Regions from separate parts of the Homo sapiens genome. Here regions 1, 2 and 3 are each linked to region 4. A link is a loop called in an ENCODE intact Hi-C map of the cell type or tissue named here. Cell type or tissue: A673. All regions are shown on one strand. Each heading gives the region's core, and the rest is flanking DNA. Links, peaks and the distances in the headings are about the cores only. Region 1 overlaps ALKBH3 (alkB homolog 3, alpha-ketoglutarate dependent dioxygenase). Region 2 overlaps TSPAN18 (tetraspanin 18). Region 3 has its middle 27 kb from the start of CD82. Region 4 holds the start of EXT2 (exostosin glycosyltransferase 2).

The links. A loop is a pair of places that touch in the nucleus more often than their neighbours do. Peaks named below come from ENCODE experiments on the same cell type or tissue, not always from the same donor. Only the 100,000 strongest peaks of a DNase experiment are listed, where the experiment ranks them.
Region 1: a loop joins it to region 4, with 8 times the contacts of the local background. A loop is called at or near these places in 8 of 110 quality-filtered maps.
Region 2: it touches region 4 in a loop (4-fold over the local background); 7 of 110 quality-filtered maps call a loop at or near these places.
Region 3: a loop joins it to region 4, with 9 times the contacts of the local background. A loop is called at or near these places in 78 of 110 quality-filtered maps.

The regions. Positions count from the first base shown.
Region 1 is chr11:43,886,928-43,894,465 of GRCh38, reverse strand. ALKBH3 (alkB homolog 3, alpha-ketoglutarate dependent dioxygenase) reads right to left here. Exons shown (of 10, transcript NM_139178.4): 6 at 4,638-4,741; 7 at 2,337-2,425. Among named protein-coding and RNA genes, the nearest start is that of ALKBH3, 9.9 kb to the right of the region's middle. In A673, for the core only: a CTCF peak has its summit at 4,056; a DNase peak (open chromatin) is centred at 4,045.
Region 2 is chr11:44,908,101-44,915,638 of GRCh38, reverse strand. It overlaps TSPAN18 (tetraspanin 18), which reads right to left. Exons shown (of 10, transcript NM_130783.5): 5 at 5,740-5,934. Among named protein-coding and RNA genes, the nearest start is that of TP53I11, 39 kb to the left of the region's middle. RefSeq lists enhancers at 1-63, 3,776-4,632. In A673, for the core only: CTCF peaks have their summits at 3,905 and 4,108 (motif pointing right); a DNase peak (open chromatin) is centred at 4,118.
Region 3 is chr11:44,534,520-44,542,057 of GRCh38, reverse strand. It overlaps the pseudogene RPL7AP79. Among named protein-coding and RNA genes, the nearest start is that of CD82, 27 kb to the left of the region's middle. RefSeq lists enhancers at 1,657-2,263, 6,112-6,634, 6,635-7,158 and a silencer at 3,374-3,433. In A673, for the core only: a CTCF peak has its summit at 3,392 (motif pointing right); a DNase peak (open chromatin) is centred at 3,427.
Region 4 is chr11:44,091,310-44,098,341 of GRCh38, reverse strand. EXT2 (exostosin glycosyltransferase 2) reads right to left here and starts at 2,664. Exons shown (of 14, transcript NM_207122.2): 1 at 2,490-2,664. RefSeq lists an enhancer at 1,708-1,757 and a silencer at 2,178-2,797. In A673, for the core only: CTCF peaks have their summits at 2,733 (motif pointing left) and 3,882 (motif pointing left); DNase peaks (open chromatin) are centred at 1,321, 2,261, 2,711 and 3,871; H3K4me3 peaks cover 2,257 bases; H3K27ac peaks cover 1,234 bases.

The sequences.
Region 1 (7,538 bases), core at 1,637-6,636, 210 kb after region 4:
CAATACTCTATATTCAGATGCCTCAGAACTGAATGTCTAAATTAAAATTCAGCATTATCTCACTGTTCAGTGAAGACATTTTATCCTTAAAAGACATTTTAGGAAAAGAATACAAAAAATATGAATCACAGAAGTGAAAGGACCTATTCAGTGGATTTCAAACAGTGTTGTATAGAGTTCTAGGTACCTCAGAGGTACCTCTGGGTCTACAGGAGAAGAAAGGAGAGGTCAAGTTGGTGGGACTCCCAGCCAGTCAAGGCTCTGATCTGTTTTATACACTGGGCTCATGTGAGATTTAGTTTGAACAAAAACTAAAACAAGTTTAAAAACCCATGACTGAAATTGCTTATTTTGTACGGGATATTAAGCTTCAGGTAATGACAATTTTTAAACTAAACAAGTACTCCCAACATATATATACATACATTAGTGAATCCACCTTTAAAAAATTCTGAGAGGTCGGGGTGTGGCCGATAATCACAACTATTAAAGGAAGCTGAGGCAGGAGGAGCACTTGAGCCCAGGTGTTCAACACCAGCCTGGGCAACATAACAAGACCCTATATCTAAATTTAAAATGAACATAAATAAAAATCTGAGAAAGGGTAGCTCTTTTTTGTTCAAGACAGTATATAAATGAACTAAATATATCACCAATAAAGGCAAAGTTATGAGCCAGCCAAATCTGAATTAAAGAATTCTAATTTGACCACATTATGTTGTCCAGGCTGGTTATGAACTCCTGGCCTCAAGCAATCCTTCCACCTTGACCTCCCAAAGTGTTGGGATTATAGACATGAGCCACCACACCTGGACTATTTTATTGTTACAGAAAAAAAGATTCTCTAGGTATATTTGTCTAAAATAACAAGATTGGAACCAAAACATGGGGTAGAATTATCAAGAATTTTAATATTCTTCCTGTTTATGTGCAGTTTCTAAATTTTCAATAAGCACATACTACCAACATTTAAAAAAAAGGATTGTCATAAATTATTTTGAAGAGTTGTCAAAATGTTCCCAAAATGTCGGACAATAAGAGGCTACTTTACTCAGCAGATCCTGTGTTTATTCCCACTGGTTCTTAACCAGGGGCAATTTTGCCCCCCCAGATGTTTAACAATGTCTTGAGTTGGTTTTGGTTGTCACAGCTGGGTGAGGGGTGCCACTGACATCTAACAGGTGGAGGTCATGCATACTGGTAAACATCCTACAATGCAAGGGATAGACCCACAAGAAAGAATTATCCAGCCCAAAATGGCAATACTACTGAGGTTGAGAAATCTTGTTTTAAAAGATTAACTAGAATGAATGAGAAAGAACTTCCCCACAGCCCATTTAATCCTCAAATTCTCTGCTATGACTACTGACAAGAAGATAAATTAACTCTGACAGAAACAAGGAAAGCAGGCTATGTTGGACTGGCCTAATTCTATTATCTCCACGTTTCAAAATCAACCTCAGATATAAAGGGTCTCGGCACTTCCCTGGCTCACATTCTAAATGCAGCCCTTGAAACCAAAGCATGCAGCTATCTCCTTACGTGAAAAGGCCATGTTCCCTCAGTCAATGTTTTCTCCCTGAAATTTTAGTAAAGTGGTAGCTTGCAATTACAAATTTCTAGAAGCTCTGAAATGTGTCACATTTCTGTGTATCCCAATGCCATAAGCAAAACTCCATTTTCTTCAAAGTCTCTTTCAATAAAACATAACATTATTTGCCAAAGGCAAGATTCCAGGAACTAAACAGGGAGCTATTTCTTGGACCTTAACTCTATCCCCTGGATGAGCTTAATTTATATACTAGAATATCTTCATCTACTTTCATGGAAATTTTTTAAAAGCAAAAGCAGCAGCAGAAACAAGCCAAAGCAAAATCAGACGGAAGTCTGAGAACTGCAGCCATAGAATAAATACAAAGTTAACAAGAAAAACATCAGATTTTTTTTCACAAATAGCAAAAGAGCCTGAGAAACAGAAAAAGGCATATTGACCTCACTCGTCAGTCATAAGGACTCAGCCCCACAGCAAATGCATACCAGGGTGTACACAGAAGGAATACAGCTAGAAAAGCTTGGGAAAGAGGGATATTAGGAGAAGAAATAGTTCATTTTCCTGAAATGCTAGACTCTGGTTCAGTTTACTCTAGTTCTAGTTTTTTCTCATCCTCTAGCACATGAAGGATGACAAGCACAAAGACTCAATGTTTCAACCCAGAGAGGTTTTTTGAACTAGGAACCAGCATGAATCTCTGCAAGGTAATTTGTTGTTATTTTATAGCACTCAACACATAGTATATAGTCTATAAAACCATACCAATGACAATATGTTGACATACGTGAGGATTTGGTTCCATAGTGATTCTTGAATAAGTGTAAGGAAGTTCTCCATACCATGCTGTAAGTCTTGGTTGCTGATAAGTTATATCTAAGAAAGAAAATACAGGCCTTTGAAATGGTTTAATGCTATTTAAGGTGTTACTACTGAGTGCCAACTTTGTGCCTTGCAATGTGCTATGAGAAATACAAAAGAAAAGTAAGAATGGGCTGTGACCCAAAGTTCCACCTTCACAGAAGATATGGGACTTTGCAAGTAGAATGGACAAGAGAAACCACTATGTTGGCAGACACCACATGGGCAAAGGCTCTGAGATGAGAATGTGGGTGACTTGCTTGTATTAGTGATGACATAAACAAGAGAGGGCAAAGAGTCACACTGGGGAACAGTGGGGCTCAGACTAGGGACGGTCTCAAAAAGCAGAATATGGAGACTGAACCCCTGTCTGCAGAAATTTGTGGCACCAACATCCATGTGAGAAACAAGACAAACTGCTCATTCATGTGTGCAATGTTGTGTAAACCTTTTTGATTCAAGGGAGGAAAAAGTGCCCTGACCAACTGTGGCATGCAGCTGATTTTCATCAGAAGGCTTTGATGTTCCAATTTAGAGAAGCAGTTATCCATAGATCTACTCTTTTTCCCATAACTGGTATCAGCCACAACAATAAGAACAATAATAATAATAATAATAGCAGCAGCTAATACTCACTGAAGGCTTACTATGTACCAGGCAATCTCATGCGTTATCTCATTGTATTAACACAACCACCTTATAAGAAAGACATTGTTATTAATTTAATTTTACTGATAAGAAAACCAGGGATCAGAGAGTTACTTAACTGTAATTTGCTTAAAATTAACAACTACTTTGAATGAAAGAGCCAACAATCAAAGCCATGTCTGTCACCAAAAGCCCTGCTGCAGAAACTGTGGGAGTTGAGAGAAGGCTGTCCTGAAGGCTGAGAGAAAGCTGACTCCTATTCTGATGCATGAGTAACAAAAATGAAGCCAGTACAGTTGGTCTTTCATATCTGTGGGTTCCACATCCACCATGGATCAAAAATACTCAAACCATGGATCAAAAATACTCAAAAAATATATAAAAATTACAAATAACAATACCACAATAAAAAACAGTATAACAACTATTTACATAGCACTTACATCGTATTAGGTATTATAAGTGATCTAGAGATGATTTAAAGGATACTAGAGGATGTGCATAGGTTATATGCACATACTATGATAGTTATTTTATTTTTTTTTGAGACGGAGTCTCACTCTATTACCAGGCTGGAGTGCAGTGGCGCGATCTCGGCTCACTGCAACCTCTGCCTCCCGGATTCAAGCAATTCTCCTGCCTCAGCCTCCCGAGTAGCTGGGACTACAGGTGCGCACCACCATGCCTGGCTAATTTTTGTATTGTTAGTAGAGATGGGGTTTCATCATGTTAGCCAGGATGGTCTCGATCTCCTGACCTCATGATCCACCTGCCTCGGCCTCCCAAAGTGCTGGGATTACAGGCGTAAGCCACCACGCCCAGCCACTATGATAGTTTTTATGAAAGGATTTGAGCATACATGAATTTCAGTATCCACAGGGAACAATCCCCTGTGGATACTGAGGGACAACTATATATACTTTGCCTCTTTACAGAAAATTTAAATTCACTCAATGTGCCAGAAAAAAATTCGATGCTAGAGTACAGACGCCCCCAAGTGACCGCCTGTGGTATAACAGGCACTGTTGGCTTGTGGATGCCCGCAGAGATTCAGGTTCCAACTCAGGTAACAAACTGCCGTGTCACTTTTACAAGCTCAGGAGAGTACAGATGCTGAAGCTAGAGGAGACTGGACTCTTCTGGCAAAAGTTAAAGAAGAATACAAAGTCAGCAAGGAGTGTGAAAGAATGTATGCAAAATAGGATAAGAAAAAAAGAAAGCTCTGTAATTTTCTATGAAGAAAGGAAAAAGTTGGCACCATTTGAAGCAAGTCAGTGAACAAACACAAAAGGAGATAAGTATGTCAGCCATAGTTCAGCCAACCAAATTTCCTTTGGTTCCTTGAACTCTCACCTCTATCCTCCTGCCATGTTCTCTCTGATCTCTGGGCCTTCCACCTGCTGTTTCTCCTGCCTGGAATACTCTTCCCTGTCCTTTTTGGCTAATTCTACTTTCTTAGGATCTCAGGTTTTGAATTTCTGTTTAAGACTAGCTTTGGTGAGCAGAAGTGATGGTACTAGGAAACATTCCAGAGAGGGAGAACACGCAGCACCAACTGTGACCTCTGGGATCTACTTACCCTCTCTGATGCCAGTCCTCTGTTTCCAGGGAACATCTTGACAAAGCTGTTCCAATATCCAGTCAGCTTCTTTCACGTCAACAAAGCCAGGATACAAACAGACCCTGGGTGCAGAATGAACATTGTTAACCAAAAAACATGGAAAAGATAAGTTAGACTCTAAATGTTAGTGGAAACAGTTAATCTGGATGCAGCCTCTAATGGGTACATGAAATCATCTTACCACAGCTCCCACAGCAAGCAGAGCCTAACATCACCCAGGTCATGAGGCTCCAGATATAAAATAAACTCCTTTCATGTTGGGACAAATAAAAGAGGCAATGAAGGATAAAGGGATGATAGGTGAGGGCTTTTATAGATCATAATTCAAACAGTATTTCAGTACTGCTTAGCTGTGAAACCCTGGGCAAGTTACTGAACCTCTCTGAACTTTGGTTTTCTCATCTGTAACCTGAGATGACATCAACCTCATAGATTCACTGTGAAGAGTAAATAGAATAATAAGTCCAGGCACAGTGGCTCAAGCCTGTAATCCCAGCACTTTGGGAGGCTCAAGCGGGTGGATCACCTGAGGTCAGGAGTTCGAGACCAGCCTGACCAACATGGTGAAACCCCGTCTACCAAAAATACAAAATCAGCTGGGCGTGGTGGCGCATGCCTGTAGTTCCAACTACTTGGGAGGCTAAGGCAGGAGAATCGCTTGAACCCGGGGGTGGAGGTTGCAGTGAGCTGAGATGACACCATTGCACTCTAGCCTGGGCTACAACAGCAAAACTCCATCTCGAAAAAAGAAAAAAAAAAGAATAACTAATAAAATGCCTGGCCCTGTTTTATTTAAACAATTGGTAGTCTTCTGAGACTATGCTAATTCTAGGAAAAGCTACAGCTCATTATGACTGTATCAAAATAAACACAGCTAATGAGGGTTCTTTCTCCCACTGAATATGTGTTTATTTCAACAATGCCAACGCAGCTCAAAATAATTTTGGATATCTTTCTTAAGATACCTTCTGAAAGCCCACGGAAGATTCTCTTAAACTGCCTTGGTAGCAAATCTTCACTCTTTGAAGGTGCATCTGATTTTGTGAAAGAGCCAAAGCTTACCTGAAGCCGTATCTAGTTAACAATGAGATATGACCAAAACAATAAAACTGGTTTTCTTGAGTGACTTGCTTTAAAATAACAGTTCCAAAAAAGGTTATAACCATGGCAGAGCCATTGTTCCAGCAGAAGCTCCTCTGAAGAAATTCATCTAGATGTGTAAGTTCTATTTGTTTTAAATGTCTCATTATTTTATAGTGACAATTAGTATACTCATGCATTAAGGCGATGTTAATGTTTCAATGTTTTTAAATGTTTTTAAAACAATGACTAATGCCTAATATACCCTAAATAGTATATGCTTTAACTACTGAAATCTATCCTAGGCCACGTATGGTGGCTTACGCCTGTAATCCCAGCACTTTGGGAGGCCAAGGCGGGCAGATCACTTGAGCCCAGGAGTTCAAGGCCAGCCTGGGCAACATGGCGAAACCCCATCACTAACAAACAAACAAACAAAAATACAAAATTAGCCAGGTGTGGTGGCGCACACCTGTAATCCCAGCTACTCGGAGGCTGAAGTGGGAGGGTGGCTTGAGCCCAGGAGGCAGAAGTTGCAATGAGCTGAGATCGTGCCACTGCACCCCAGCCTAGGTGACAGAGCCAGACCCTGTCTCAAAAACAGAAAGACTGCCAGGCGCAGTGGCTCATGCCTGTAATCCCAGCACTTTGGGAGGCCAAGGCAGGTGGATCACGAGGTCAAGAGATCGAGACCATGCTGAATAACACGGTGAAACCTCGTCTCTACTAAAAATACAAAAAAAAAAAAAAATTAGCTGGGCATGGTGGCACGTGCCTGTAGTCCCAGCTACTCGGGAGGCTGAGGCAGAAGAATGGCGTGAACCCTGGAGGCGGAGCTTGCAGTGAGTGGAGATCACGCCACTGCACTCCAGCTTGAGTGACAGAGTGAGACTCTGTCTCAAAACACAAAACAAAAAAAAACAAAAAAAGAAATTTACCCTAGTGTAGCAATTTGTAACATTATACACAATAATCTACAATATGTAATATACATGAAGTATAATAATATAATGTAGCACTCACAGCACAGAAGTCCAGGCTAGGCGCAATTCTAATGTCAAGTTATTATGTGGCACTAAGAAAAAATATTCAGGCCAGACGTGGTGGCTCACACCTGTAATCCCAGCACTTTGAGAGGCTAAGGTGGGGCAGGTGGATCACCTGAGGTCAGGAGTTCGAGACCAGCCTGACCAACATGATGAAACCCCATCTCTATTAAAAATACGAAAAAAGTAGCCAGGCTTGGTGGCACATGCCTGTAATCCCAGCTACTTGGGAGGCTGAGGCAGGAGAATCTCTTGAACCCAGGAGGTAGAGGTTACAGTGAGCCAAGATAGCACCATTGCACTCCAGCCTGGGCAACAAAAGCAAAACTCTGTCTCAAAAAGAAAAAAATATTCAATCTTCCTAGGTCTCATTTCCTCATCTAAAAAACTTGGGAAATAGCAGCTACTATATCTGACAGAAAGGTTAGGAACTATACCTGAAAATATTTTGATGCTAGAAATACTAATAAAAAGGAGATATTATCAAATTTTTGCTCCCCAAGAATTTAAGGGGCAGAAGTTACCTATTTGAAATAAGGGAGTAGACTTTTTTAAACTTTAAGTTTGGGGTACATATGCAGGTTTGTTATATAGGTACGCTTTTGTCATAGGGGTTTGTTATACAGATTATTTCATCACCCAGGTGTTAAGTCTAGTGCCCATTAGTTATTTTTCCTGTTCCTCTCCCTCCTCCCACCCTCCACCCACCGACAAGCCCCAGTGTCTATTGTTC
Region 2 (7,538 bases), core at 1,473-6,472, 820 kb before region 4:
ATGAGTCTGTCTCCACAGGTCAGCAGGTTGCCTGGCTGAGGTTTGCTGGGTGGCCTGCTGGCACATCTGGATGAGGGACACCAGGCCAGATGCTCCTGTGCTTCCTGAAGAAGGGACTGACCTCCAGCTGAGGTCAGGGAGCAGAGTTCCCCAACCAGTGCAGAGTATGATGAGGGTGGGGTGGGGGAAGCCTCCTGTGCCCCAGGTCACAATGCCCATGGTCCATTCTGCCACTCCTACAATTCTCATTTCCAGGAGGGTGGGGGGCTCTGGGCTCAGTGGCTGCTGAGTGATGTGTTTTCTGCCTCTGCAGCCTCGCCTCCCCTGTGACAGTGACGGAGGCCGCTGGCAGGGGTCCTGGCATTTCCATTTGGCTGGTGATGGATGGCCATCCGCTTCCATTACATGGGTCCTCTATGAGGAGCCCCTCCCCACCCTCTGCCCTCTCACTGGAGCCACTGGCAGGTCCCCAGGCTGGCAAGGAGCAGCCTCAGAAATGGTTTCCATCCACGGCAATGAGCTGGAGCTGGCGTGCCCACCAGCCTCGGCCTGGACAGTGATAAATAATGGACGAAGCAGATCACAGGCCTCGTGTACTCTGTGTGCCCGTCACTCTGGGATGTGTGTGTGCCATCCAGGATGACTGCGCATGGCTTCCACGAGGTAATGCAGGTGCGGTGCTTCTCGCAAGACCGGCATGACATGAGAGCTGCTCAGATGGTTACTTAGAGCCCAGAGGAAGCACATCCTTCCCGAAGACAAGTGCTGGTGTGGGCGGCTCTGGAAAAATAGCAATAGCTACCTGCTGAGTCCTTGCTACCCAGACACTGCGGATCTTACATGGATCATCTCATCAAGCCCTCTCATCTAGTGAGACAGATGCTATTATCAGCAACACCCCCATTTTACTGAGAGCGGATTGTGGCTGAGAGGAACAGTACTCGGCCCAAGCTGGCATAGCTGGTGGGCAGTACCTCTGGGACTTCACCCCAAGAACTCTGATTGCAGAACACAGCCTCTCATCACCATGTTACCCTGGAAGCCACAGGAGCCCCGAGGTCTTATGGTTTCTACATGGCCTGCAAAGCCTCCTGAGGCTCAGCACCAATTCTTCTAGTTTCCCATTTATAGAGTGCTTAGGCATCCCACAAACACAGCCAAGCAAAACATGCATTTCCCACTGGATCATGAATGCAACACTATGGCTGGGAAGGAAGTATGATTATCCTCATTTTGTATATGAGGAATCTAAGGTTTAGAGTGGTTAAGTGACCAGCCCCAGGTCATACAGCCAGGAAATGACAGAGCAGGAGTTAGAGCCCGGGCTTTTCTGACTCCAAAGTCCATGCTCTTAGCCAAACCTCTGCTACCACCTCCTCTCTGTTCCTTGGCTCCGGGGCTGTTTACTGAGCACCTGCTCTGTGCCAGGCACTGTGCTAGGTATTGGCAAATAAATGCATACAAGGCAGACTCAGTCCCCATCTTCATGGAGTTTCCATTGAGCTGAAGCATCAGGAGATGAGATATAAGAATAAACCTGGGAAGCCGTGGACTGGAGGAAGTGGGCCTCCCCAAGCCCAAGGCCTGGGCATGACTTGAGTATGTGGGAGTGTGAATCCTGTGAACCAAAGTGCAAGGCTGAGGTGCCCATGGCAGTCACAATGCCACCTCTGCCAACTCGCCCTTCTCCAGCATGAAAATGTCCTCCTGCTTAAGACAGTTTACCAGTGTTAAAGTCCTTTGGGGAATTCCCCTGGACCCAGCCATTCCTGGGGCTTCCCCTCATCAAGGCCTTTCCCAGGGTTTGCATCCCATTTGCCTAAGGACACCTTTGTCAGCCATTCCTGATCCTCTAATTTGCATCACTTTCCTTAGGATGGAAAAATTAGCAAAGGGGAGGAAACTGCTATGTTGTCTAGTTGGGAACATTTCCAGGCTTTTCTAACCCATCTGCTTATAGGCAATGTCTGCTCACAGTTCCCATTTCTAATAAATATTTACCAAATTTACATACTGCATGTACAATTCAGCTCATTTATCTTTTTTGAATATACTCATCTCTTTTTGCTGTTCTTTTTTCCAGTTGAGCTTGCCTTCATTATAAAATATTTTTAAAATTAGAATTTTTAAATAAGTTGGCTTAAAAAAATCCTTGAAATACTCAAAGGTAAGCAAATGAGAAAAAGGGATGCCACAAATTTTCAATAGGAGGCTGAAATTGTCCTATTGCATGTGAGTGCTGTAATACTGATCAACACGAGTATTTGGGAAATGGACCTTTAGATAGATAAATTGATCATTAGGTGGTCTGGTCATTAGACTGATTGTCCCCAGGTCCTGTAGGACTTCAGTCTCAGAGCAGAGGGAAGGGGACAGTCAGCCCCATCTCAAGGCCTCCTTGCTTTGTGAACCTTTGAGCCAGGTTTCCTGGGCTGACTAAAGTCACTCTTTTGGCCCCTCTCAAGACAAGCCTTCTCTCCTTTCTGACAGGCTGAGAAAGCAGTGAAAGGCTTCTAGAAGGATCCCAGAAGCTGCCAGGGGTGAGGCTCCATGCCCTCTTCGGTTGGAACCACCACACAGTTAGGTCCAGGTTCAGCCGGGAAGGGAGAAGTGGTTTTTCTTATTTTTTAGGGCATAAACCTTTTTGAAAACCTTCCAGAAACTTTGGTGCCTTTCTCTGGAAACACTCACAGAACCCCCCCAACCCCCATGCACACAACACACATGCACACACAACACACATGTGCACACACAGGCACATGTGCACATGCATATATATGTGCACCCACGCACACATGACACCCATGCACATGTAACGCCCATGCACGTATAACACCCATGCATGCATAACACCCATGCACATACAACACCCATGCACGTGTACATATGCACAAAGCAATGCACACATGTACACACAAACACACACGATAGAACACAACATACATGCACATACAACACACGTGCACATACACACTGTACCCATACACATGAGTATGCACACAATCCATGTATACACAATACACATACACAGGACCTGACATAACATAACATTTTGCATATAATTTTAGGTAAATTTTGGAGTCCATTCCAGGCTATCCAGAGCCTGTGGATAGCCCTGGTCTGGGAGCCAGAAGACCTTGATCCAAGCGTCCTTTGCCTCTGACCCACACTGTGACCTCAGGCTTGTGTGGGCGGGGCCCTAGAGAGGGGAGGGCAAGCAGGGGAAGTGGAGAGAGAGACAGGGAAACGGGGAGGGAGAGATCAGGACAGGGACAAGGAAAGGGCGTAGGAATAAAAACAGAGATCAAGAGAAAGACAAGGCCAAGTGTGTGGTGCCCGCCTGGAATCCCAACACTCTGAGAGGCCGAGGCGGTGGATCATTTGAGCCCAGGAGTTCAAGACCAGCCTGAGCAACATGGTAAAACCCTGTTTCTACAAAAAATACAAAAATTAGCTGGGCGTGACAGTACGTGCCTGTGTTCCCAGCTACTCGGGGGGCTGAGGTGGGAGGATCACTTGAGGCTAGGAGGTTGAGGCTGCAGTGAGCTGAGATCACACTGCTGCACACCAGCTTGGGCCACAGACTGAGACCCTGTCTCGAAAAAAAAAAGGACAGAGATGGGGAGGACAGAGGCAGAGAGGAAAGGGAGCTACACAGAGATAGGCAGAAAGAAGGGGGACAAAGGGAGAGAGGCGGGGGTGGGGAGGGGAAGGGGAAGGATCTGCCATCAGGCCTTGTCGAAGGGCCCCCAGCCTGGCAGCCAGGATCACCTCTCTCGGGAGGATCGTGGACACATCTCCTACCCCTGGGCCTCAGTCCTGCCTCGCATAGCACGGGAGGGAGGACGTCCTGGGGCGGCTGGCAGGTTTGCAGGCAGCCACTTACTGGAGGAGACTAGAGCCGCTCCAGCCTGCTCCCAGCCAAGAACACCAGCCTGGCTTCCTGTCTTGGCTTCAGAGCCGAGCCCATTAACAATGAATGAGTCCCTGGGGGCCGAGGTGAGGAGGGGGAAAGGGAGGCTGGGTCTGTTCTGGGACCCATATCCAAGCTCCTTTTAAAGTCCCCTCGGGCTCCCCAGCCAAGACTTCTGCGAGCACCGTGACAAGCTGTAGAGAATTGTCCACCAGGGGGCGCTCAAAGTTTTTCTTTGTTTCTCTTCAAATGAAGTCTGCAGTGTTTGCGCTGTTGAAGGACAAATAGGCCCAAGGCTCCTTGTCACTCATTTCGCAGCTGACTTCACTTCCTTTGGATGGGGAGCATCTCACCGGGACACAAATGGGGCCGTGCAGTGTGCTCTCGTCTGGGGAGGAGGTATGGTGCCAGGTCTCTCCTCCCAGCACTGCTGGTGCTGGCTTATCTACAGAACCTTGCAAGGGAGCCCCCCAGCCAACCAGCCCAGTTCTCCCTGTCATTTAACTCCGCCCACGAATTCGCCCATGAGGAGCATCCGCAAGCTTACCCAGACACACCCACGCTTCTCTAAACAGGGCTGTTTTTAACTTACCCTGTAGCGGGACTGGGCTCAGCCCAGAAGTTCTCCAAGTCCAGGACCTCTTAGAGAAGACCCATCCACCCAGCACAGGAAAGCAGGCGGAGGCCCCAAGCGCCACCACCCATGGGAATCCAGGAGACTCGAGAACGAGAAGACCCACTGCTTGTCTGGTTTGGCTGTGATCTATAGCTGAGCTGGTCGGCCCCCTCGTTTAACAAGAAGACATGGCTGCTCTGGGAGGTTGGGGAACTAGATGGGAGGCACACCCTTAGGGGATGGAGCAGGGAGTACCCTCAAACCAGGCCTGCCCACTGCCCAGCTCATCCGCACGGCTCGGCTGCCTCCCCTGTGCCTGTCTGTGAGGGAAGGGACCATCACTCCTGGTCCCCGACATATCTTCAGCACCCAGTGAACTACATGCGCATGATAGGAGTTCAAGGGCTACTTACTTGATGAATAAGAAACCTTCAGAGGCCATATCATACCGTTTCAGAATTGCATATCTACAAGGGGAAGGCCTCATCCACTAGGCATCTTAGCGATGTTACTAAGGAGTTATATATTAGAGTTTTTAATAGCAAGCAAGTGGAAAAACATCAAGGTCAATGTCAGTGCTCTCAGCTGACCATGCCTTGGAGAAACCTGGTTGTTCAGACCTGGATGCCAAGGCCCCCGCCATCTGGGCCAGCTCACCCACTGCAGGCACGGGCCCACTGCAAAAGCAGGCTCTGGAAGCTGGGGCCACCAAGGCAGATGGAAAAGGCTGGGGACCGCCCCACCCCTGGAGGTGGACCTATGTGGCACAAACCTTATTCTGAGTTTCCTGGCATGCGGACACAGACTAGGTGTGTGTTAAGCCAAGGGTCCTGGATTGACTGCAGGAAAGCAGCAAAATGAAGTGGGAGAGAGGAAGGGCTACCCCAGGGAGAAAACAGGTCCCAAAGGCATGGGAAGAGGCAGCCTGAGGCACTGCAGGGGCCCTGACCTAGCGTCTGTATCATCCCCTCTGCTGCCAACTCCATGGGACTCTGGGCAAGTTGCTGAATGTCTCAGGGTTTCAGGACCATTGACTACCAAATGAGTGGGGTCAGACGTGCTCATCTCCATGATCCCTTCTGCTTTGACAGCCCGCCCCAGTTTGGGAAGCACTGGTCTGAATGGAAGCCAGGCAGGGCCTGGGAGTCTGCAGCCAATCCCTGACACCCCTCAGAGCACCCATGGATGGGGTGGGGGCTGGGGTACTCACAAATAGCAGCAGACACTTGTTCTCACGGACGGCCCCGCAGCAGCCCAGGAAGCCGAGCAGAAAGAGCAGGCCCCCCATGGCCAGGAGGATGTAGGCGCCCGTGAGGAGCAGAGGATTGGCAGCCACGATCTCCCGGAAGCCGGTGGGGTCCACCATGACCCAGATGCCGATGGCCAGCAGGCAGGCCCCGCCCAGCTGCTCGGGCCAGTGGAGGAGTTGGGAGGAGAAACAGGCAGAAAGGGAGGTTAGGCACTTCTGACCCACCACTCCCCTGAGCCAGCCCCAGGGTCAGAGGCATCAAGCACTAGGTGAGCCAGGCAGGAATTCACCTGCGGCGAGAGCCAGTGAGTCCCAGCCGCACCTTGAATTGCTTTTAATTTTTCTAGCTGCCGTGACCTTAAGTGCAACACGCATCCTCTAAATCCAATTTCCGACCCAAGCCCCACCTCGGGCTGTATCACATAAAGGCTATTTGCCAATTTTATCTTCTCTTGAAATGTCAGACCTGTAGGATTAGGAGGTCATCTAGTCCAACCCTCTGATTCCATACAGAGGGAACCAACAACTTGCTGAAGGTCACACAGCAAGTTCATGGCAGAGTCAGAGTTTGGTCGCAGGCCCCCTGACTCCAGCCTCAACACCCTAAACAAAGGTCCATGAACATGCTCTGAGTCAGCCCTATGCTGTGTTTGCACCACCCATGCTAGGGGCTGGGAAGACACAGACCAAGTCATCGTCATTGTCCCCCATGGGACTCTCAGTGAGGTTCCAACTTGAGAGTGGGCTCCCCACTCTCAAATCCATAGCTCAAAAGATTTCTTATTTATGTCTCCATCAACATGGGCTCTCTATGCCTTATTTATCTTTGGAAAGAGGCAGCGTAGTCTAGAGAGAGAGCTGTGCCACTTATTAGTTGTGTGACCCTAGGCAAGTGTCAAAATCTGTCTGAGCCTTTTAGCTTCCTTGTGGTCAAAAGAAGACTCAAACACCTTCATCCTAAGGCAGCCCTAAGGAAGAAAGGATAGAAGGCGTTTAGCAGATTTCAATAAATATCTGCTCCATTTTTCTTTTTCTTTCTTTCTTTCTTTCTTTCTTTCTTTCTTTCTTTCTTTCTTTCTTTCTTTCTTTCTCCTTTCTCTCTCTCTCTCTCTCTCTTTCTTTCTTTTTTGAGACAGTCTTGCTCTGCTACCCAGGCTGGAGTGCAGTGGCGGGATCACATCTCACTGCAGCCTTGACCTCCTGGGCCCAAGTCATCCTCTACCTCAGCCTCCCAAGTAACTGGGACTACAGGCACATGCCACTACACCCGGCTAATTTTTGTATTTTTCTATAGAGACTGAATTTTGCCATGTTGCCCAGGCTGGTCTCAAACTCCTGGGCTCAAGTGATCCTCCTGCCTTGGCCTCCCAAAATGTTGGGATTACAGGTGTGAGCCACTGCGCCCAGCCTATTCCATTTTTCTTGGGCACAGATAAGTATTAGAAGCAGATCTGTTGTGGGAAGAACCAAAGTTTGGCACCATGGGATTTGCGGGCTGTAAAGTATTTGAAATCCCTTTGTGTGGTGGGAGGACCGGAGGCCCAAGAGGCCTGTGTGAGGGTTGACAGCTGGGCGACAGGAAAACTGCTGGGCTTTGGCTTGGCTGAGCAGGACTGCAAGCTGAAGAGAGCTGATGGCTTTGGGCAAGGGGCATTTGTAGGCGACCTTAGGGCAGGAGTCCAGTGGAGAGGCCTGAAGGACCCAGCAGGGGAAAGAGAAGGAAAGACTTAACAGGCATGGCCAGCGACAGGGTTTCCATT
Region 3 (7,538 bases), core at 772-5,771, 440 kb before region 4:
TCATCCTCATCTAAGTAAGTCACAGCACCATTCATCCACGGTGCAAATTCTAGGACATACCCTTGGTTCCTTCCTTTGACATATCTTCCCCATCCACCCCGATTTCCAGCCCTTCAGTAAGCCCAGCCACCTCTACCTTCCAATGCTTTTGATCTGCCTCCTTCCACCCTTTTGTTCCAAGTCACCGTCATCGCCCTCCTGGCTTAATGCAATCATCTCCTAACTGGACAACTCAACTCCCTGGTTTCAGTCTTTTTTATTTTTATTTTTTATTTTTGGAGATAAGGTCTCACTCTGTTGTCTGGGCAGGAGTACAGTGGTGTGATCACGGCTTACCGCAGCCAGCCTCCAACTCCTGGGCTCAAGTGATCCTCCCACCTCAGCCTCCTGAGTAGCTGGAACTACAAACGTGCCACCACACCCAGATAATTTTTTTTTTTTTTTTTTAGAGACAGGGTCTTGCTATGTTGCCCAGGATGGTCTCCTGGCCTTGAGTGATCTTCTCACCTGGATCTGCCAAAATGCTGGGATTATGGGCGTGAGCCACCACACTTAGCCTGGCTTTCACTCTTGCCACCCTACAATCCTTCTCCTCTCAGCAGTCAGAGTGATACTTTACAAATGCAAATCAGACCTTATCATGTTTCTGCCCCAAACTTTCCTACAGTGTTTTATTGCCCTGGACAAAAATCAAAGCTTTTTTTTTTTTCTCTAGGCATGTGCTCTAACCCCCGCCTAGTTGTCTGACCTCCTCTCCTCTCATGCTTCAGTCACACTTTCTGTTTCTCTAATGCCCCAAGCACCTTCCCACCTCGGGGCCTTTGCATCTGCCATTCCCTCTGCCAGAAACACTCAGTTCCTAGATCTGCACAGCCAGTGGCAGCGTAAGAATTCAAACCAGCTGGGTTGGCCTCTCTCAGCACATTGCTTTGCTTTATCTGCCCTATGATATTTATCACCATCTTCATCTTATTTACTTATTAGGTCATTATTAGACCCCCTCCCACAACAAGAGTGTAAGCCTCATAAAAGCAGGACCTATGTCCTTGTTTCCCACTGTGTCCCCAGCATTGAGAACAGTGAATAGTAGATGTTCTACAAATGGCTGTGAATAAATTGATTGGCTCAAGAGACAAATTAGACACATACCTCACTCCAAGTAAGTTAAAAATCAAGCTTATGACCACGTGATCTCCTCAGTGAACACAGATCATCCTTCCTCCTCTGCTCTTGTGCCCTCTACTCCCTCCCCAGTTCACCTCCCAAATCTGATCACAGCTTCTGGTTTGAGTTCCTTGCTCCACCCCTAGAGTAACCATTGCAACACATAAATCTATTTTCTTCTGCTCCTCCACCTTCCCAAGATGCCAAGAGGAAAGAAGCGCAGGGGGAAGAAAGTGGCCCCGGCCCCTGCTGTCATGGAGAAGCAGGAGACCAAGAAAGTGGTGAATCCCCTCTGTTAAGAAAAGGCCTAAGAATTTTGGCACTGGACATCCAGCCCAAAAGTGACCTCAGCCGCTTTGTGAAATGGCCCTGCTATATCAGGTTGCAGCGGCAGAGAGCCATCCTCTATAAGTGGCTGAAAGTGCCCCCTGTGATTAACCAGTTCACCCAGGACCTGGACCACCAGCTACTCAGCTGCCTAAGCTGACCCACAAATACAGACCAGAGACAAAGCAAGAGTAGAAGCAGAGGCTGTTGGCCCAGGCTGAGAAGAAAGCTGACAGCAAAGGGGACATCCTCACTAAGAGACTACCTGTCCTTCAAGCAGGAGTCAACACCGTTACCCCTTGGTGGAGAACAAGAAGGCTCAGCCAGTGATGACTGCATGTGAACAGACGTTTGGTTGCCAGCCTGCTGCTTCCCGCAGAGAAGAGTGTGCATGCTAGGCCGATCACCTCTCAGCAGGTAGCTTGGAGACAATGGGCCTAACCATTTTGAGTAGCACTTGACATGACGAGGATCCCATCGAGCTTGTTGTCTTCCTGCCTGCCCTGCATTGTAAAATGTGGGTCTCTGATTGCATTATCAAGGGGAAGGCAAGACTGGAACGTCCAGTCCACAGGAAGACCTGCACCACTGTTGCCTTCACACAGGTTAACTCAGAAGACAAAGGAGTTTTGATGAAGCTGGTGGAAGCTGTCAGGACTAATTACAACGACAGATATGATGATATCCGTCGTCACTGGGGAGGCAATATCCTGGGTCCCAAATCTATGGCTTGCATTGCCAAGTTGGAAAAGGCAAAGGTTAAAGAACTTGCCACTTAACTGGGTTAAATGTACACTTTCATTTTCTGTACATAAAAATCATTAAAATGATACAAATTCTCCTTCAAAAAGAATTTTCCCTCTTCCCTGCTTAAGACCTATCGATGTCATGCATGCACTGATTTCCACACTGGGGTCGGCAGCTTTTGATGGTTCCTTAGGAATCCAGAGGAGGTGGGGGATGGGCAGAGCAAGTGTGGTTCCTAACTTCACATCCCCCCAACCCCTACTGCCAGAGAAGCCTTACTTGTACCAGGTGTACAGAGAGGCAGTCCCATAACCTTGAGATGAAGGTCAAGGCTTCAAAGCCAGGCGGCCTGCATTCAAAACCTGACTCTGCATCTTTCAAGCTTCATGACCCTGGCCAGGTTACTCGCATTCTTTGATCATTAGTCTCCTCATCTGTAAAGCGAAGCTAATGTTGTACCTGCCTCCTAAGGGTTGTTGGGAGGAATAAATGAGTTCATTCAAATAAGGCGCTCAGGACCATGCCTAGCACACAGTAAGTGCTCGCTAAGTGTTGGCTACTATTGTCAATTACTTTTTTTGATTTTGCTTTTGGTTTTCTTGGTGACAGGGTCTCACTCTGTCACCCAGGCTGGGGTGCAGTGGCGCAATCTCAGCTCACTGCAGCTTTGACCTCCAAGGCTCAAACAATCCTCCCACCTCAGCCTCTGGAGTAGCTGGGACCATAAGTGCATGCCACCACACTCCGCCAACTTTTGTATTTTTGGTCGAGACGCAGTTTCGCTGTGTTGCCAGGCTGGTCTCAAACTCCTGAGCTCCAGCAATCCTTCTGCCTTGGCCTCCCAAAGTGTCGGGATTACAGGTGTGAGTCACTGCACCTGGCCTATTAACTACATTTTCACACAGGAATTTATTTCCACTGATTAAAAGCGGGGAAAAAGTGAAAACCATTGGTTTTCATACTTTACATTGCAATTATTGCTATGCACCTTCTATATTTGGCTGGGAATCTCTTGTGGGGTAAAGACCAGGTTTCATTCAGTGTCTCTGACACCTTGGAGATGCTGCATCTAGCAGGCCTTCAATAAACACCCATCAAGGGAGAAAGGAAGCCAGGCAGTGAATGCGCCCCTGGCCTTAGCATGTCGTGCTCACTTATCTCCAGCAGGTGTCGCCCTTGTCTCTGAAACGGCCGTCTGGGCCCTGCTCACTGCTGTCCAGGCCCACTGACGGTCCGATGAGACCTGAGGACGCCGTGGGACCAGCAGATCCGAGTTGTTCTGCGTCGGGGAGGAAGGAGGCCCTGGGAGAGGTGCGAAAAACCTCACCAGAGCAGGCCACAGGCTGCTTGGAGCCTCCAGGCTTGAGTTCTACTCCCAGCGGGGGACACCAGGAGCGCCCATTTCCTCTCTGAGCCTTGGTTTCCTCCCCTCCAAAGCGGGGGCAATCCTGCTACGACGGGACATCGGGATGTTGTCAGGCCACACCTGACAGTTGATAGGCGTTGGATTTGCGGTTTTGTTTCTTTGTTTTTAAGTTGCACCTCCCAGGGAAGTCCAGGGGCATCTCCAGACTTCCCCAACACACGGATTCTGCCTCTCTGAGGGACGGCGAAATGAAAAACTCAGCAGCCTGGAATTCTGAGAAGGGAGAAACCAGGAGTGAAGAACACATGGAGCTGCGTAGGTTCCTACGGAAGATGCCAGGAGAGCCAGTGGTCCAGGGAGACCACACCTTGGACACACTCTTCTGCGCTGGCATGAGCACATCCGGGTAGGCTGCAGGTCTCTTTTCCTCAGAGGCAGACGCGCTGGAGTTACATGGATAGGGAGATGGAGGTGGCGCTCCTCTGTCACCGCAGTCCCCTCAGCCTCCTTGGCTGTGGCTCAAGCAAGTCCCTTCCCCTCTCTGGGCCTTTCTCTCTGTCAAATGGGGCTGGCCTGAGTCGGGCATTTTCAGGCTTAGCAGTAGAGGCCTGACTCTGCCACACCCAGTGGGGAAGACAGACACGGAGGCAGACAAAGAAAGCCGTTGGAGCCTAGGATGACAGGACAAGGACCTCACTCCCTTGGCCACCCCTCCACTGTGGTGATCCTAAGTGGCTCAAACCATGGGCTAGCTCTCCAAGGCTCTTTTTTTGAGAGGGAGTCTCACTCGGTCACCCAGGCTGGAGTGCAGTAGCGTGATCTCGGCTTACTGCAACCTCCGCCTCCTGAGTTCAAGCAATTCTCCTGCCTCAGCCTCCTGAGTAGCTGGGACTACAGGGATGCGCCACCACACCCGGCTATGGATTTTTTGTATTTTTAGTGGAGATGGGGTTTCTCCATGTTGGTCAGGCTGGTCTCGAACTCCTGACCTGGTGATCCACCCGCCTTGGCCTCCCAAAGTGCTGGGATTATAGGCGTGAGCCACCGCACCCGGACCTACAAGGCTCTTTCTAAGCACAAGTCTTCATGACACTGCAGTCCTCTTCCCGGTTCACCTCAGCTGTCCTCCCACAGGCCTCGCCCCACATCCCTAGGCCTCCAGGGATGTCCTATCTCCCTGACCTCTCCCCACACTCACAGGCCCAGGGAATGTGAGGTTTGGAAGGGGGCCCACGGAGGGGGCTGCCGGCTTCATCTATCACCGGGATGGATGGGGAAACTGGTCCAAGGTCCCATAACTCCCAGGGCAGAGCTAGGTCCTCCCTGACAATCTGCACCCCACCTCTGACCCTCAGACAGAGCCTCTCTCCAGGCCTGCATGAAAGCGGGCCAGATGTTCGTGGGTGCTGGGCTTAGTGTCAGGGCCAGCGGGAGGCTGGCCCGCCCCACAAGGTCGCCGCCCTTGCACTTCCCCTCCCAGCAGCTAATTAGCTCCAGGCCAGGTCCACCAGAGCTCCCAGGATGCTCCTGAGCTGGGACCTCACCCCGCCTGCTGAGGTCACAGCCCCCCCTGCCCGCCCTTGCTTCTCTTCCAGGCTCATCTCTCGCCCCTCAGACACCCTCCTCCTTCGCTCCCCTTTCATTCCACAGAAGAGGGGCAAGAAGCTCCGAGTCGAGATCACACAGCAACACAGAGGCAGAGCCCGGAGGAGACCTGCCCCAGTTCTCAGCCCAGCGCACCCACCCTTCCCACCCGCGGATGGTAACCCGCAGGGTGGGTGACGGTTCTACTCCTGTCTCCACCACCTCCCAGCTGCGTGACCTTGAGAAAATTACTTCCCCTTTGTGACCCTCAGTCTCTTCATCCCTAACAGGGATAATAACAGTCGTTGATGATAGGAATATAATCATCAACAATATTAAATGTCCTCAACACGTGAATATTAAATGAGATAAAATGTATAAGCACCCAGCACCTTACATACATATTGCTAGATCCTTTCTTTTCTCTCTCTATCTCTTTTTTTTTTTTTTTTTTTTGAGACGGAGTCTTGCTCTTGTTGCCCAGGCTGGAGTGCAGTGGCATGACCTCGGCTCACTGCAACTTCTGCCTCTCGGGCTCAAGCAATTCTCCTGCCTCAGCCTCCTGAGTAGCTGGGACTACAGGCACCCGCCACCATGCCTGGCTAATTTTGTGCGTTTTTGGTAGAGACGGGGTTTCACCATGTTGGCCAGGCTGGTTTCGAACTCCTGACCTCAAGTGATCTGCCTACCTTGGTCTCCCAAAGTGCTGGGATTACAGGTCATCCCGGAGCTTTCCTGAGTCCTTGTGGGCTGCCCCTCCTCCCTCTTCTGCATCATAACATTCTCTGGCTGAGCTTTTCCTGCAGGCCTCATCACTTGCTCCCTGTGTCCAGCTCGGGGCCAGACACAGGTGGTGTCCATCTCCCACTCCCATCTCTGCCTGTCCTCACTACATCATGTCCCTCCTGAACCAAACTCCTTCTCCAACTCACTGGCCAAGGAAAATAATAATAATGACCACAACAGCATTTATTATGAAAGCTAACATGTATTGAGGACTGACAATCCAGTCCCTATTCTAAGCACTTTTTTGTATTAGCTCATTTAATCTGTCCCCATTTTACAGATGGGGAAACCGAGGCACAGAAAGATTTAAGCAGTTAGCCCAAGGTCATACAGTTGGGACACAGTAAAGCCAGCCTTCAGCCCCAGCCCAGGCCAGTTCCAGTGCCTGGCCTTTTAGGAAGCCCTTTTGCTATAGGCAGGGGTCCACGTTAGACATAGCTTAGCTCCCCCTTCCTGGACAGCACCACGAGGCAACCCAAAACTCGGGACCCCAGGCAAGGCTGAGCATTGCACAACCCCAGCAGGTACCATTTCATGGAAGGCAACACAAGGAGCGCCCCCAGGAGTTGTACCACCCATTGGCCTAGCCCGGGGTGAGCGTTGAGGGTCCTCCTGCCCTGCCCAGACTTCTGCCGGCTTCTCCTGTCCTCACTGGAATTCTGCCATCTCGCAGCTGCCTTGGGAATTAGCTGTGCCCAATCGGCTTGCAGGCTATTTAGTTACCTTCCTACATACCCACCAGGCCTGGCCTCTGAACGGGACAGCAAGGTTTCAGTACGGCTAAAACCCAGCCCCGCCCTCGAGGCGCCCAGATCCTCCAGTTGTCCATGCATAGGAGCAGAGGCAGGTCCATTCCAAACGTCTATCAACCCTCCCTCCAACTGGATGCCTGATCAGACCCTCCCTCTGTCCCATCTGCACCGACTCCAGCCCCCACCAGGGACCATCTCACCTGGCTGGGGCAGGAAGCAAGGCAAGACAAAGTGCAGATGTATGGAATGAAAAGGGGGAGGTAAGGGAAAGGGATCCCTCTGGGGTATTTACAGACCACTTAGATCACGTCTTGAGCTGCTTTAGATGCCTCTGTGTTCAGCTTGGAAACAGAGCAGGAAAGAAACCTAGAAAGCCCCAAAGTGTGCTCCAGGGAAGGTCAATATTCACATCCCGGAGTTCCGCAGGCTGACTTCAGAGAGCTATAAAGACCCGGCACTACTTAGCATAGGGTCACCAAGCCAGAGAGTTGTTGAGAGTTGTCGCTTTACTCTTTTCCTTTCTTCTGATTAAACCAATGAGGAAGTTTCTATTTGCTGCCCCTCCAACCTGAACCTTTCTCAAGGCTCTAAACCTTCCCTGCTAACAGCAGTTTCCCTGGCAATGGGTGGCACCAGACAGCTAAAGTTTCCTTTCAAATAGAAATAAAGCAGAGGCATGGTCATTTTAATGAACACCTACTATGCATCAGGCACACAGCAACCTTATTCTACAGGCTCAGAGAGGTTAAGTTACTTGCCCAAGGTCACATGGCTAACGAAAGAGGTCCAGGTTCCTACGTGGGCTTATCAGA
Region 4 (7,032 bases), core at 1-5,000:
TGACAGTGCTCCCGACTCAGGACACTCCAACCTCACCCCTGTAACACACAGAACCAATCCTCCCAAAACAGTTTTCACATGCCAAAGCACAGAGAGATGGAGTATCTCCAAACCATCATCCGAGGAAACAAGTCATAATCTCTCTGTCCAGTGAGACTGCTCCCTACCACCAAGAAGTTAAAATCCCCGGAAGATGACAGACTGAAAGGAATCTTCTACTAATGAAGGTTTATTCCATACAATACCATAACCTGGATCAAAACAAGAATTTCAGCCCTACAAACTTTATCACCTTGAAACACATCAAACCTGCCCCTGCAAAACACTGGAATCATCTGGCTAGCTGTCAAGCACTGAGTCACTGGAAAAGTCTTTTAACCCCAACCTATTGTGAGGATGAGATGCATTTTCTGTTCCTGGAATTATTTATTCCTAAAATTTGCCTGAATAATCTTTCCTTGGTGCTTCAGGTTATAGCCAATCCACTTAGTCCAATGTTTTCAGTCACAGTCTCTTGTCGTTTCAACCTTTTTATTTTTATTTTATTTATTTATTTATTTATTTATTTATTTATTTATTTTTTGAGATGGAGTCTTGCTCTGTCACTCAGGCTGGAGTGCAGTGGCACAATCTCAACTCACTACAACCTCAGCCTCCCAAGTAGCTGGGATTACAAGCGTGTGCTACCACACCCAGCTAATTTTTTTGTATTTTTAGTAGAGACAAGTTTTCATCATGTTGGCCAGCTGGTCTTGAACTCCTGGCCTCAAGTGATCCACCCACCTCGGCCTCCCAAAGTGTTGGGATTACAGGCGTGAGCCACCGCGCCTGGCCTCTTCTTAACCTTTTTAGAAAGGGCCTTACAGCTGAACTCCTGGGGCCACTGCCACACTGGATCTTAACCCAACCATTCCGAAAAACAGAGGAACCAAATATAAGCAAAAGCAAAAAAAGCCACAATTCATTGCCTTACTTGATAGGATTCTTTATAATTAAAGTTATGTTATGGCTAAATGCCCCTAAAAATTATTTTCAATTAAAAACAATGCCCTTTTAATCATGGGAATTATACCATAAGACAATGTGTGTCATTACATAATTAATATGTAAATCTTACTAAGCACTTACTACATGCCAGGGTCTGTTTTAAGCACTTTATAGTGTTAACTTATTTAATCTTCATAACAGCACTATAAGCCAAGCTATTATTACCCTCATTTTACAGATGGGGATAGTACAACAGAAAGTTTAAGTACCTGGCCCAATATTACACAACTGGAAATGCCAAAGCTAGGATTCACAGCATGGCAGTCTGGCCCCAAAACTGATTATCCATTCATACCCTCACATGCAACCAGGAAGTCGGGGAAAGTGAATGATGGAAACTGAATCATCTATTTTATTACAGTGAATAGCCTTTGAGTTCTGAAAGTTACAAACTAAGTCCAGTTAAAGTACATAGAGCACTTACCTGACTTACAAGAAGTTAAGACTTACAAGAATTTAAATGTACATATTTCAAGACCATATCTTCACATAAATAAGTCAAGAACCTTTCTAGATTAGCATTGCCCAATCAGTAACACCAAGCAATTCTTTGATTCTCAAAATTGTGTGTTTAGATCTGGTTCCCACCGAATGTAACAAAGCCCCAAACACCTCTGGACTTCAAGTTGAAGCCCAGAGCCAGTGTGCTTCTGGCCACCTAGTCCCGAGACTAACATGCCCCTGGCCCCGGCCCGACACACCCCCGGGCCACCTAGTCCCTGGCCTAACATGCCACCAGCAATCTAGTCCGCAGTCTAACATACTCCTGCCCCGTCCTGACAGGCCCCCGGCCACCCAGTCCCCTGCCTAACACGCCCCCAGCCACCTAGTGCCTGGCCCAACATGACCCCGGCCACCCAGTCCCCGGCCTAACACGCCCCCGGCCATCTAGTTCCCGGTCACCCAGTCCCCGGCCTAACACGCCCCCGACCACCCAGTCCCCGGCATAACATGCCCCTGGCCCCTTCCCTACCTCGTCCCACGGCTTCTGGCACCGCAAGGGATGCCGCAGGCCACCACCGGACCCTGAGGCGCAGGACATCCCCCTGGGAGGAATCAGATCCCTGTGGCTGGCGGGAAGGTGGCAGCAGGAAGGGAGGGGTCACGGCGGAGGGCGGAGGGCGGGTCGCAGGAGGAAAGGAAGGAGCGGACTGGGGGCGAAGGTTGGCTAGGAGAACAGGTGGGTACCAAGATGCTGAAAGCGCGGCCGCCGCCGGAGGAGAAGGAGAAGCAGGAGTGGAAATCGGAGCGCTCCAAAAGCGGGCAGTCATTGTCACAGCCCCGGCGGGGCTGGGGGTGGCCTCTCGCAGCCCACGGGCCTCCACGGAGCCTCCGCGCGGCCGCGCTCCCTCGGCCCTTGTCCCGACCCAGCAGCGGCCCCCGGAGGCCCGAGCCCTCGCTTCAGCGCCCGCCCGGCCGCCGCCCTGGAGAGCCGCGCTTACCTCGGCCACGGCTGCCTCCCGCTCGGCCCCGAGCTTGGTCACCGGCTCATGCCGCGGGGCGCGGGCCACCTCCGCCCAGGTCGGATCGGTCCGAATCGCCAGCCGCCACTGCCAGGGCCGAGTCTGGGCTGGCGAGCAGCGAGCGAGGGGCCGGTAACCGGGATCCGGGCCGTCTGACACCGAGCGCACTGCGCATGCGGGAGCTGCCGGGCCGCGCCTCCTGCTGGACAGGAGGAGTCCGAGCACCGCTGCAGTGTTTTCCCAGGCAGGCGCGCTCAGGCTCCGCAGTGAAATGCTCAGACAGCCTCATTCATAATTAAAGAATCCTTAAACCCAAACGAGACACCACGCGTTGCTTATAAAACTAACAAATATGTAGACGTTTTATTATAATCAGTTCTGGTGAGCGTATAACATTCCTGGAGGGCAATTTGGTACTATCCATCAAACGGAAAATGCTGGTACCCTTCATTCCAACAAGCTCTCTGTACGGAGTTTGCCCTATGGATATTCTCAACAATGTTTGTCAAAAAGTTCCATGACAGCATTCTTTCTAATCATAGCGAAATGCTAGACACAATCGAAATAAATTATGGAATTTGATTGATTTGAGTAATGTGAGATAGTGCAATATATTTGGGTAAGGAAATATCTCCAAGATATTAGTTAAGATCAAAGCGTAGTCCAAAACAGCGGGCAAGTCACTTTTAGGTAAACTATGCATATGCAAAAACAAGAGGGAGAAATATATAAAGTAGGTGCTTATATTCAGGCATGTGTATAACTTTTTTCTGGAAGGAATGCAAGAAGAAATGAACAGCTTCAGGTGGAGTAGTTGTCGAGGCGGAAATGGAAGCATTTATGGCGAGGAAAGGTGGCTCACGCCTGTAATTCCAGCATTTGGGGAGGCCTAAACGAGAGGATCGCTTGAGCCCAAGAGTTTGAGACCAGCCTGGGCAGCAGAGCAAGACCCCATCTCTACAAAAAATAAAAAGTTAACTAGGCATCGTAGCACACGCTTGTAGTCCCAACTACTTAGGAGGCAGAGGCAGGAAGATTGCTTGAGCCCAGGAGGTCAAGGCTGCAGTGGGCCGTGGTCGTGCCACTGCACTCCAGCCTGGGTGATAGAGCAAGACCCTGTCTCCAAAAAAAAAAAAAAAAAACGCATTTTTGTTTTGTATCTTTCTCTATTATTTACATGATTTAGCCCTATCCATGCACACTAAAACCGCTGTCATAAAGCAGTAAGTGGAAACTAAAAAATTAAATTAAAATTCAGAGCGATGTTATTGAGAGGTTAATGAAATGACCCCTGGGCCTGCGATGTTGGTTTGGTAGAGTTGTGGGTCTGGCTACAGGATCCAAATCCCTTCTGGTCCCAGATGTACTTTGGCGCCATCTGGTGGAAGTTGTCACTGATAGCTTAAATATTCAAAGTGATGATTCTGAGACTAGATACCTACAGAGGCTTCCGGCAGCAACCTCGATTCCAGGGATATTTTTGTGAGTTAATGCCTGCTTGTCACAGATCTAGGGAGATTGGGATGAGGACATTCTGGGGATGGGACACTCATGTTCTGCTTCCCCACATCCAAGGGGGCATTGCTCTGCTTTCCAAATCAAATCCCCCCTGCAAATGATACAAAATGTAGCACACACCCACCCCATTTGAGAACTGGATGGGTGGAGAGCAGTGACAATCACCACTGGAACTGTATCCAAATTTATCTTATCCCAGGGAATATTGTTTTCACTTTTTGAAATAAGTCAACAATAGCTATCTGGTCTGGAAGATTGTGGCCTCTTTTTTTCTTCTCCATATTTATCTGTATTTTAAACATGTATGTTTTTAATTAATCCTTTGTTCTTTTATAAAATGAGAATTTGCCGTGTTAAAGAACTGTGTGAGGCACAGCCTCACACAATGCTGCCTATCTTCTTCATTTTTTATAACCTTAAACTTGCCTAATGCCTGGCATATAGTTAATTGCTCAATAAATAGTTGTTGAATGGAGAAAGGATGCCTAGACACTGGGAGGAGCTAACTAGAAATAAGACAATAAGATTATTCAAAGGAGAAGGTAAAAAGTGGCATAGAAGCATATAAACAAAATGCTACAGAATTCAAAAAAAAAAAAGAGGTGACATCCAGTTGGAAAAATCTAGGAAGAGTTCAATCAACAGTTGATATCTTTGTTTATCCTGGAGGACACTTAGTATTTTGACAAGCAGAGAGGTGAAAAGGGCATTCAAGGCAGAGAAAGAAAGTCATGAGCATGTGTTAAAGAAGGAAAAGCAGCTGGGCAGAATGGCTCACATCTGTAACCCCAGCACTTTGGGAGGCCGAGGCAGGAGGATCACTTGAGACCACAAGTTCAATACCAGCCTAGGCAAAAAAGTGAGACCCCCATCTCTGCAAAAAAAAAGAGTAATAAATAAAAATAAAGAAGGAAAAGCAATCAGAAAGAGCAAGTGTTTTTCAATCCAGTGTGGCTACATTTCTAGGCATAGAAACCATGCAAGTGAGGGAGGTGGGAAAATATAGAAGATGTGAAATTAGAAGCTACATGATGCGAAAGTATCCAAGGATGACTTCAGGGAGGAGTGGGAAATAAATTATAAGCCAGGACCTGAAGTTTCTGAGAAGGCAGAAAAGCGTCTTAGTAGCTGGTGGTTGAAGGAGGAGAGGTTGTAGAAAGATACTGCTTTACTGAATTTGAAGTTACAGGGCAAAGCAAAGATTACACAGATACCCCCTTACCCAGTGAGTCAGGAAATATGAAAGTCAGGATTAGAAAGGGAATGGCTTTCGTGGAAAATAGTGTCATCAGGGGAAAGTGAGTTTCCAATTAGGAGAAAGAGCTGGTGTAGGGTTGAATCCCATATTTAGCACTTCCTCTAAATACAGTTGATTCTTGAACAACACAGGTTTAAACTTTGCAGATCCACTGCTGTGCAGATTTTTTTTCAACAAAAGTTACACCAAGTGTGCCTGCCTCTCCAGCTTCTCTTTCCACCTCTGCTACCTATTCTGCCTCTGCCACTCCTGAGACAGTGAGACCAACCCCCCTTCCTTCTCCTCCTTGGCCTACACAACATGAAGATGAGGAGGATGAAGATCGTTATGACTTCCACTTAATGAATAGTAAATATATTTTTCTTCCTCCTGACTTTCTTAATAACATTTTCTTTTCTCTTGCTTACTTTATTGTAAGAATACAGTATTTAATATATATAACATATAAAATATGTTTAATAGACTATTTACATTATCAGTAAGGTGTCCAGTCAACAGAAGGCTATTAGTAGTTAAGTTTTGGGGGAGTCAAAAGTTATACATCATTTTTCAACTGCTTAGGGGATTGGCACCCCAACCCCCACATTATTCAAGAGTCTACTGTAACAGAGATATCCAAGAATGGAAAAAGGCATATTCTCTAAAGAAAAGGGCTCCATAATATAATTGATCTGTGGGACCTTAGGTTGGCTCAGCTTAAAACAGCACTGGCAGGCAGCATGGTAGGCTAAAAAACACCTAACCAGGTGAAATATAAGGAATACCTTCTCAAGTGAATAGCTGAGCTTACGCACAAAAAAAAGGAAGGAAAACATCCAAAGTCAAAAATGAAGCTTAAATAATAGAAATGACATTGAAGCTACAACTATCTTGGGCATACAAGGCAGGAAGCTGATACAAAGAAACCCATAAAGCTAGGATCTTAAAGAATTACACCCAACAGGGAATACTGGAAAAAATTTGCTCAACATCCACCAAAGAAACTTACCTGTCTTGTCCAGGGAATGGAAAAAGAAGAGAGTCTCACTGATGATCTTTAACACGCATATCTTAGTCAGTTCGGGCTGCTATAACAAAAATACCACAGACTGGGTGGCTTAAACAACAGGAATTTATTTCTCCCAGCTCTAGAGGCTAGGAAGTCCAAGATCAAGGTGCTGGCCAATTTGGTTCCTGATGAGGGCTCTTTTTCTGGTTTGCAGAGGGTTACCTTCTTGCTATATTCTCATATGGTGGAGAAAAAGACCTTTCTGTGTCTCTTCTTGTCAGGGCACTAATCCTACTCATGAGGATTCCACCCTCAAGACCTAATTACATCCCAAAGGCCCCACCTCCAATAATCATCACACTGGGGATTAGGACTTCAACATATGAAGGAGGTGTGGGAGGGGATGAACATTCAGTTCATAGCAATCAAGCTTTATGACCATCTGGGGTTTGAATTTATACCACCAGCATGGTCTAGGAAGCTCCAAGCCAGGATAGTAACATACAGTATTCCCAGGTTGGTAGCACCCAAAGACATCCAACAGAAGGAAACATAAATCCCCTCTGGAGACCCACATCCTCAACACAAGCTACCTAGGATTCTGACAAATAAAACCCTGACAAATGTAAACTCACAATGCAGAACTATAAAGCATATGAGAAAACAAACCACCAGAAATCACAAACAGCAGAAATTTAACCCCCAAGAACTACATATAATTGAATTATGATACATAAATATAAAACAAGTATGTTTAT